Linked DNA regions of Homo sapiens: region 2 is linked to region 1. Evidence: chromatin loops called from intact Hi-C (ENCODE). Cell type or tissue: breast epithelium. All regions are shown on one strand. Each heading gives the region's core, and the rest is flanking DNA. Links, peaks and the distances in the headings are about the cores only.

What was found. Hi-C counts contacts between places; a loop is a spot of excess contacts. Peaks named below come from ENCODE experiments on the same cell type or tissue, not always from the same donor. Only the 100,000 strongest peaks of a DNase experiment are listed, where the experiment ranks them.
Region 2: it touches region 1 in a loop (28-fold over the local background); 4 of 110 quality-filtered maps call a loop at or near these places.

What each region holds. Positions count from the first base shown.
Region 1 is chr4:151,537,615-151,543,006 of GRCh38, forward strand. All of the region lies in intron 3 of FHIP1A (FHF complex subunit HOOK interacting protein 1A), which reads left to right. Among named protein-coding and RNA genes, the nearest start is that of FHIP1A, 130 kb to the left of the region's middle. In breast epithelium, for the core only: no CTCF peak of the experiment used is centred there; DNase peaks (open chromatin) are centred at 3,247 and 3,917; H3K27ac peaks cover 928 bases.
Region 2 is chr4:152,369,494-152,374,885 of GRCh38, forward strand. All of the region lies in intron 4 of FBXW7 (F-box and WD repeat domain containing 7), which reads right to left. Among named protein-coding and RNA genes, the nearest start is that of FBXW7-AS1, 35 kb to the left of the region's middle. In breast epithelium, for the core only: no CTCF peak of the experiment used is centred there; no DNase peak of the experiment used is centred there.

The DNA.
Region 1 (5,392 bases), core at 160-5,159:
TCAGTTTTTTCTTTTACAGATTGTGCTTGTGGTGTCAAGTCTAAGAACTCTTTTCCTAGCTGGTATGGACTTTTGACTCATCCCTTAGAGACCCTCTAACATTGGTCATAATTTTGCAGCTTGAGGTAACTGTGTTAGAAATTGGGTTGGAATATCCTTTGTTTTGTTAACAACTAGACTATTGTTTTTTCCTTTTTCATATCTTTAGCTGGAGAATGGTACAGCTCTCTTTTATTTCAGGCTGTCAGAGCTTTTCTGAAATGTTGCAATCCTGCTTCAGAATAGGGGCATCTGAGTCTTGGCATTCATCCCAGTCATAGCCTCTTTTGCCAATTCTTCCACAATTTCTGTAATTGTAACATGTAAAAGAACTCTTCATCCTGACCAGGAAGGATGGTGGTGAATGTGACAGTGGGGATTCATGGGTAAGGGATAAATGACTTTAACTGAGTCAGAAGCAGCAAACTTTGAGGGGTTTGTATTTCATGTTGAGAACGTTCCCTTAGACCATAGTAGTAGTGGAGTATAAGGAGATGGTTGAGGGTGAACTCTTTAACCTCATGGCCTGGTTTTTCATCCTGGCTCTTCCCCTTACTAGTTGTATAAGCACAGGCATGTTTCTTAATCTCTCCTTTCATCAATTTCTTCAGTTGTAGAATGAGGATAATAATAATAGTACCCATTTTATAGCGTTGTTCCAGGATTAAGTTGTTACATGTAAAGTGCTTGGTATAGGGCCTGGTAACTGCTCATAGTTGTTAACATTTTTATTATTTCACCTCTTGCATCTGTCCTGTCACCTGAAGTACTTTTTAAAATGCAGATTCCTGGATTTCCATTCCCAGACCTTCCAAATCAGAATCTGAAGGGATAGGGCCCTAGGAATTGCATTTCAGAAAGATTCCCACATGGTTCTTAGGAATGCTAAAGTTTTTGAATAGTTACCTTGAGCCATTACTATTTCTCCATGGTAAGTGAGCTCTCTAGTCTTTCTTTAGAGATGTGGTTGGGTACTTCTGCAAAAGCGCATACCTCCTCTCTAAGAACACTTCTGGTGTTGCCAGAAACTAACCAAACTTTCTATACAGAGTCAAGTTATGGCGGAACTGTGTATCTAGCTGGCTCAGTGGCATGCACACTGGGGTCAGGCGGATGTGAGACCATAGAATGTGATGAGTTCTATGACAAACTAGAGCATGAATGTTATATTCAAAGGTCTCCAGATGAAAATAAAACATAAATCTGTGGGCTGGATTCAGTATTCTGGCTGCCAATTTGTAATAGTTTTACATAGGTATGGAGCAGTGTCTTTAGGTGAGGTTGGGAGGGAGAATATAAATTTGCAAATCTCTTTGTCAATTTTCTTGTAAGTGTGCTGCTCAAGGCCAGTATTTTTTCTACCAGCCGTTCTATTAGGGATTATTGTCCAGTGTAAATATTGCAAATTAAACTCTGGGGATAACCTTAGGCTATATAGATAGCAGTATATGCTTCCTTTTTCAAAAACGATGACTCTGTAGCACTTCTCCCCCAAAGGATGTGGCAGAAAGCCACAGATATTCCCTCTCTGAGAGACTTAACTGATACTTTTTTAAGCAAGAATAACCATGATTAAAGTTACTGTTTTAAGTTAGAGACTAGCTTTTGAGAATACAACTGACTTCTTTTTATAGTACAGTAGACGTGGCCAGGCACAGTGGCTCACACCTGTAATCCCAGCGCTTTGGGAGGCTGAGGCAGGTGGATCATCTGAGGTCAGGAGTTCAAGACTAGCCTGGCCAACGTGGTGAAAATAAAAAATTAGCCGGGCATGATGGTGGGTGCCTCTAATCCCAGCTATTAGGAAGGCTGGGGCGGGAGAATAGCTTGAAACTGGGAGGCGGAGGTTGCAGTGAGCTGAGATCTCACCATTGCACTCCAGCCTGGGTGGCAGAGGGAGACTCTGTCTAAAAAAAAAAAAAAAAAAAAAAAATACAGTGGACGTTCTCTTAACCAATCTATGTGGTTCCCTGGTTTACCAGTGCTTTCCATTCTCTCTGGAAAGTACATTGACTCTCATGCCCACTCCCTGCTGAGTGCCCTGTCTGGTAGGCTATTTCCCATGTGTGCTCAAGGTTCCAAACATTTCCTCCCACTGCTGAGTTGTGTGCATTGTTACAGTAATTACATAGTTTCATTAAATAACAAGTATACTGATGAAATATGTGTGTGAAAAGGAAATTGTTTATTTTGATGAAGTTGAATTAATTGGAAAGACTAAAGGCAACTTGCCATAAGATATTGGTGTCAAATTGGATGTGGAAGAGAGAACTCTAAATGATTGGCAAAGATGTTTAAAATATGGAAGGATTCTGCACTGAATTGATTCATACTGAGGTTCTTCTCAACTTCAAGTAACCTAAATGGGAAGTTAGGTTTATGCAAGAAAGACAACTTTGACCTTCAATCAGCAGACCTGTACTTAAAGAAATAGCCTTGGCCTATGTGAAAATGCTGGCAAATAAATTTGCTTTTTTAAGTTTCATGATTAAATATTTAAGATAGGAACATATGTGTCATTTTTTAAAATGATTATGTACCTTAAATGGTATTTTCTCTTAATCTACAAACCATCATCCCAGTTGCAATAGAGTTTCTGTAGTTCCATCCCACAGAGCTATATTGCTAATAAAATAGAGTAGTTGACCAAGACTAGCCTGCAGCCAACTTGGGAAGAGGATCTCTTTTTACAGAAAACAGTGCTTTCAAAAGCGGACTATCCAGAAATACCTCATATATTTTTTTAAGTTTGATCCTTTCACTTTATACCTTAGTTCTACCTAGTTTTAGCTTTTCAAATACTTAAATATAAGTAAGTATACATTTCATAAAATGGTAAAATCGACATTTTATCTTCCTGTGAAAAATTTCTCATTAAGTGGTGCTTATTCAATATAAAGTGATTCATTTTTAAGCTCAAAGGTGTTCAGAATACTCTACAGCAGTAAAATTGGGTATAATAAACTATCCTTACTTCAGACATGAACTGATAAAGAGTTTCTTATATAAAATCCTAGTGGTAAAAATAAGTTTAGAAAATAAAAAATATTAACAGTCAGCTTATATGGCCAAATCTTTGTTCTGCTCCCATTGTATTTTCTGGGTGTGTTTTGCTCTCCTGAGTCAGGCAGCTGCTTTGCTGCTTAGGTTATTCCCAGACTTCTCAGGGCTCCAGGAGCATGAGCTTCTATGGCTTCCTGGTCCAATGTTCCCCCGAGGCAGTGATGTTGAAGGTAGAACAGACAAGACAACTTGGATAAACAACTACATAAAAATTTTCCTTATCTTGACTTTGGCTCCAGTCCATGAGTGAGACACAGTAGAATAATATCCTCGTGCTTTTTGAGTATGTACGTACCTCCTAAAGCTAACCAGTGAGTCATCAGCAGACTACTTGATGAAGCTAGTGTTGTTACTTTTCTCTAGGGTGTTCATCTCTTCCCATTAAGGACTTTTTTTAAGATATGCTACACTAGTTTTTAGACCCTCTCTTGCATTAGTAACAAAAAGACTAGAGATCATTGTTTATTACCTGTGATGGTAAGTACCCAGGAATATTTGTTGAATGAATGAACTGGTTTGCCAGTCTCAACAGACTTGTATTTGCTAATAACCCTGAGTGAAGAGGGACATTATCAGTTAGGTTAATAAAGCATTAAGTTGAGAGTGGGAATGTTAATGCAGGCATAATGGAGTAAAATTGCCTGGCCTGAGCTGGTAATTGGAGTTTAGCCACTGCATATACATTTTTACAGTCCTTTATGTTTCTTTCTCTTTTCCATCACGAGAGCTCATTCTTTTGAGACTCATGTCTGTGTCATCAACATCCAATAATATTCATTAAGCTCCTGCATGCCAAGTACTGCTGGGTTTCGTCCCTTTTAATGAGTGTGACGTTTAAGTTGAAGGATAGGCTTTTATGCAACACTGCTTTGTCCTGGAAGGAGTAATCTGTGAGTACACATGATTTTGGCACACTGTTTTCCTCAGTTCAGTGAGCTAATTAGATCAATCACATATTTTTGTTGGCAAGCTCTGGCTGCTTCTTTAAAACAAGGGGTAAATCAGTGTGCCTTTATGCTGGGAGATGTTATCAGACCTGGGCTCTGTCGGTAGTAGCCATTAGTGGGTTCTTTTATCTTGATTTTGTAAATAGTTGCTCCTTTACACAATAGATGTTCATGCTCCATGATTCCTTGCTAATTACACTTTTGTCACTTACTACAGTACGCCTTTTCGGTCATCAAGCATTGCTTATGCAGAGTACAATTGAGACAGCCAAGTAAAAAGGGGTCCCTGGAGAATCTCTGACTGGCCTGTGCACTGGGAGGATGGGTTGGAGCCTTGGGAAGTTCACACCATTTGCAGTGGGGAGGAGCCTGGCCTCTCCTTTCCTGTTAAGAGGAACCTCTCTCACTTTGTTGAGAGGTTTTCTTTTTTTTCTTTTTTGCCCAGTAAATTCTGTTCCCCTTCACCCTTCAAAGTGTGTGTGTGGCTAACTTTTCCTGGTTGTGTGACGAGAACCCAGTTTTTTCTACAACACAGTGTTGTGTGTGTGGTGCTCTGTTTTGTGCTGCTCTTGGTTAGGTTTTTAAACAATGCTTTAAAAATAAGTAATTGCACAAAACAACATTTAAGGAAATCAAAATACATGGAAACTTTTTTTGTCCAGCCCTTGGTGGAATGTGACTTGTCCCCTCCACATCCCCTGCTTTTTTTTATTCCCAGTATTAAGTATTTGTAAGCTCTCTTAATTTTCCCTTCAAAGTTGTTTTGATTTGTCCCACTCTATATTCTCTTTGCTATCACCTGGCTTAGTCCCTCATCACTGTACTACCTGCTTTACCTGCAGTATTCTCTCTCTCTCTCAACAGCCTCGTTTGCCTCATGCCAACTTATCCCATGTTTATCTGCCAGACTCATTTCCTTACATCCCTCTTTTGTCCTACAATAACTATGCTCAGAATTCTTTATGAGCTCCCAGTTGCCTCATGAACTGGCCCCTGACTCCCTTGCCTGGCTGTCATTACTCGGTTCCATGAACTCTGTCAGTGGCAGTTCCTGCTCCTCAAAAGTCAGTTGTCTTCCCTGGGGGAAATAAGCTTGTTTTCCGCTCCCTACAGCATGGCACCATGGTTAAGAGCATGGGGGAGCAGATTTGCTTGAGATCAAATGCTGGTTCAGCCACTTACCTCAGGAAGGCAACCTCTCTGTGCCTTAGATTTCTCATCTATAAATTGGGCATAATGCTAGCCCATCCTTCATATACTTCTGAGGTGTGAGTTGTGTTATGTATCTGACACAGTAAGAATTTAGCAAAAGGGTGAACTACTATTGTTATTATGTTGCCTAA
Region 2 (5,392 bases), core at 270-5,269, 830 kb after region 1:
GGAAGAGATAACTGCTCAGTTGTCTTCTTTTAAATATTAAGTCGGGGGAAAAGTTACTATATTTTGTAATAAAGTTTGTAATAACCTTAACCATTTTGACACGAAAAAAAGATGTACCAATTAAAGAATCTTAAAAATAAGACTGTTCGGTAATCTCAGTTTTGTTCACTTGTCATATTGAAAAATTAAGACTGTAAAAATTATCATAAACATTCATTTTGAAAGGATGACACAGAGTAAGGGCAAAACTGCACTGATCTTGGTATTTTCCGGTTTTTATGAATCCATTTATTCTCATTTTTATTGTCAGACAATAAAAATGCATTTTTCCTTTTAACTAAACATATTCCTTGACTTCAAATATAAATCAGGGCCAAGAGCTTTCATAATATAAGAGATTTTGTATAACACATGTAAGAACATGAACTGAAAGAATAGTTCCAACTTAATGAAGCAGTACCAACCATCCTTTAAAAAAGCAAGATATAGTTATGTTATCTTAGAGAAGAACAAACTTCTAACAGTAACACAGATTTTTAAAACTCACAAATTCAGACAAGATTTACAAAAACAGTACTATACTGCCCCTACATGTTCATATTAGTAGCAACAGTGACATTTTAAAATCTAAAGTGATAACGCAGAGATTTCTATGGATTATTGAAAAGCTGTTTAAGCTGAAATTGTTCCCAAGTGAACTATATGAAATCACCCACACATAAAAATGTAATTAAATAGCTCATAAGTTTCAATTTTCATGTTCAAGACTAGCAAAGGAGAAGAAATTTAAGAAAATCCCATTCAACATTACCATAAATTTTCTCAAATCCTCAAAACAGATTTTCCCATCATTATATGAGGATACCACAAAATAATCATAAACAAATGGCTAATTAGCCATGTGCTTTTGGGATAAATATTTAACCTTTTCTGTCTCTTTTATGTATGGGGTGGGGAGTGCTACCTTTACTTGAGGAAGAAAGTTCAAATTAAAAGTCTTGATTTAGTTGTGAGTAAATTCCTAATGAATGCAAACATGGAATTCCACTATAAAATTAATGTTTCAAGTTAATTATATCAAAATATTACATGTATAGTGGATCACTGCAATGTTTTTAGCATTATCTACACTTGGAGGTGCTACTTTCAATGGCCACTTTCAACTATTCTCTCTCTCAAAGAAAAACAAATATGCAAATAATGCCAATGTAGTAAGATGTACGTTTGAGAAATGATGGCTCTCCTAAGAAGAAAAGCCTGCTATTTTATGGTTCGATAGCTCTGAAAAATATTCAGTATAGAAAAACAGAATTACAAAAACAGTATTAATATTTGAGAAAGACTCACTGCTTCCCCCATTCCTAAATTGCAATGAAGTTTATAAATATATAAACACAAGACACTATCAAAGTCACAAAAGAAAACTTTATTAATCTAAGATATTGACTTAAAAAAACCCTACTTTAATAATTTTACCCTTCATATTTTAGGAGTAAAACACTATATATACAAATAAAGAGACGTGCTGCATCAGCAGGTACTTGTGAAAGGAAATAACTGAATTGAAACTGCTAACATTTAGAATGTCATCAACTTTACCAAAAATGCTGGGCCTTTCCACTATTATTTCTATAGTAAAATTAATATCATCTTTAAAAATCTTAAATTATATCTACTGTTATTTATACCAAAATATAACACAAATATATCTACCATAAATTTTATCTACCATTATATAACTAATTTATATGTGAGATACATGCTAGTTTCTGCAACCTTCCATAGTGGCATGGAAAAAGACAAGAAGTCTAATTCTGATCCAGGAATAATTCAGAAAGAAATCACTAAGCTGTGCCTGATAGAATTATTAAAAACACCAAAAGAAAGTTGTTTCACAAAAATATTTAAAAAGGGAGTTAAATGGAATCCTATTTATCATTTCAGAGCATCAAAATAATATTTTGCTTGTAATAGATACTATCTAACAGTATTTGAAAACCGGCAGATTATACATTTCAATAAGGCCACTAACTTAATTCTATCAAATCAGGTAAATTGTATGTACATGTATGTAGTTATGTATACATATGAAAAAACTATAATACAAATTATCACCAAATGATTTAGAAATGAAAAGTGTATAATTTAATAAAGGAGTCTGATGACACACTGTATGTTGGCACAAACTGCCTCTTGCCTTGGAGGACTTCTCAGGACCGCTAAAATGTTGAAAGGACTTTTTTTCCTGTTTTGTTCACTAATGTATCCCAAGTGCCTAGAACTGGGCCTGGCTATTAGCAGATGCTTATTTGTTGAATAAATTAATTAAGCCATGTTCATCTAATTTTGATATGTGACCATGAAATGTGGATGATGAGACAAGTCTCTCAGAGACATGAAGGCATTTGTGGATTCCTTAAGGGAAAGGTGTGCTGTCTTATTCATCTTTGTAACAGTAGCAACACACACAGAGAGTATGCATACTATATATCAGCAGATTAAAATTAATTTTGTGGTGTTAATTTCCCATGGAAATACTGGGACAATTAAAAAAAATGTGGTTGAGGTTCTCTACACTCATTTAAAGAATAAGTCTATTAGCATGAGCTGTATTTTAATCACTGAAGAAAAGTAATATAAAAGCTCCAAACTATCATTGTATTATATGGTTATAATAGCCTATAATTAGGTTAATAAACTTTAGGTACTCATCTATATATGTATGTTTTAAAGTATTTAATATGCATGTACTCAGAGACTTAAGATAAAGCTTAGACTACTCTGACATTTCAAAGTGTGTTCAGTTTTTTATGAGTGGGTGACAGTTGTAAAACTCTAAGGTCTCTGGATTTAGTTCCATGCTCTTGGAGACAGCTGTGTTCCTAAATTCAGAATATTTTGAATTGTAGAAAGGTAACAGAGTGCATATACTATTTATTACAGAGCACTTCCAGTATATCACACATTAGTGTTTCTCCAGCAAAATATATGAATATTCAGATAAATAATAAAGATGACTGTTTTATGTTAGTTTGGGTTAGGTTTTGCTACCTTTATTTTTAAATTTTCAGTTTTCAGAGCATGATGGATTTCTGCTTTGCAGACAAGGGACTGTGGACTTATTTCACACTTGTTTACCTTGCCAGGAGCTTAGTTCCAAGTTTATTTTTAGCATATTTTTCATCTGTCTTCTATATTACAAGCCTCAACATTAAGTTAGTTTCTGTAAAACCTAACTTAGTTTATATTTACAAATTTAAATAGCCTTGCCCTTTGATGTCAAAATTATACAAATTGTTACCTAATTAAAAATTTGTTACATAAAAGACAAAATCATACAAGTTGTTTCCATAGTGTAGTTACAGATTTATAAATCATGTGCTAAGTCGCTTTGTACTCCTATCTGACAACTAGGGCACAACCCAATACTAAAACATCATCTGATGACAAAAACATACAGAAGGCAGTATTATCAGTAATTAGATATTGAGACCATCATAAATTGTTGGGAAAGGTGAGAATTACACATTTAAAATTCCAAGATTATATGGCAAAAGTTAACCCTTAAAACATTTGGACACTAAGGGTCTGTTCAACAAATGCCTACTCCAGATCCGTTTCCTGCAGTGGCTGTGATGCTGGAATAAGACTGCTTGAGTTAGTGTCCTAGCTACATTACTTACTAGCTAAGGGGCAAGAACCTTCCTATGCCTGAGATTCCTCACGTGTAAAACAGGTAAAATACAATACAACGTACTTCACAAGGTGATTTTAAGGATTAAATGAGTTTATGTATAGAAAGTAACTAGAGTAGTGCCTCTTCTACATCCCAAATCATACCTTATTCTATTACCCTATTTTACTGTCATCAAAATATTAACAGTAGTATTTATTTTCTGTCTCCCCAAACTACAATCTAAGCTCCATGAGGGCATGGCCTTTGTCTATCAAGTTCACTGTTATATCTACAGTTTCTAGGAAAGTTCTCTACTCTAGGTGCTCAATACGTATTTTTTCAACATTAATAAATTGACGGCAAGATGTAATTTGCAGCAGTATACTTAATATGAAAAAACATAAGACAAGACACGATCCCAAGCAATGATACAAGTTCCCTCTATCACTCCTCTGATCACCTACTTAGCAAACATCTTCATGTTTTAATTCAGGGTTACTGTGAAGCCCTTCCTGAACCACTCATATTGAGCTCTGAGTGCCTCCTCATACTCTGACAGTACTTTGTACGTAGGTCCATTTAAGCAGTTATTATTTTGTACTATAATGGTTTGTTTGTAGTTTTATCACTGTGACTTTTCATTTGTGCATGGGCATGGGGGATCATCATCTTATTTATAGCCGGTGGCTTGCACAGCACAGAGAATGCAAAGAAAACCGACAATTACATTGCTTACTCATGTTGATGCATGATGTGTGAAACATTCTTAAAGAGAAAAAGACCAAAGGATCTAAAATAGAATGGTCTGATATGTGATAACTGACAGTAATTAATGCCTTTATTGATAAAGTAAGTAGTGACCATAAAAAACACCAAAGGATCTGGAAATGTTTATATTTTCCAAGTACCAATGGAAGATATATGCAAGTAAGAGAAGCTTAGAAAGCCACATTTTAGTTTCCTCACTCAAAAACAAACAAACAAAAACAAAACAAACCAAAAAAACCCCACCACAAAACAGGTACCCTATTAAATTCCCTCTCTAAATTTGCTCATACCACCACCCTATTCTTTCTTCTCTTCAAAGTACTGTATTTTTTTTCTCTATTTCAGCATTTTCTGATATTTAGGAGCTACTCTAGACTCCCAAAAGTACCACCTAAATGACTATACCATGTGTGTTTCTTTTTCATTTTCAAAATTAGTACATAGTAATTACTTTTAAAATTAAGTGTCAAACTGTATCTGAGTTTCGTTAAATTTAGAAAATGAAATATTCAAAATCACAGCTGCACAGTCACTTAAAAACATTTAGTAAACAAAAACAAGCCACATTCTTACAGCACAAAAATTCCTTAAGGATTTTTCCAAGTTTAACAGACACTTCAATGAATCAGCCATAGAAATATTTATACTAACTTTCTCCTGCATATCTCTGGAAGCATAAAAAGGTATTAAAAATAACCTCTGAATTGTAAGAGTTTATAACCTAACCAAGGAGATATCTATACAAAGTTGTCATATAACATCATTGAGCAGCCCATATAGTATGCCTAAGGACCAAAGATAACAGCAATAATTGAGGACAACAGTGGATGAAACCAGTGCCAGAAGGGAGGTTTCAAGAGAGAGGTAAGCTGGACCATGAGGTCATGGAAAGGATGTAGAAAAACAGGCACAAATGTAACCAGTGGATACCAAATAGACTAGTTACAG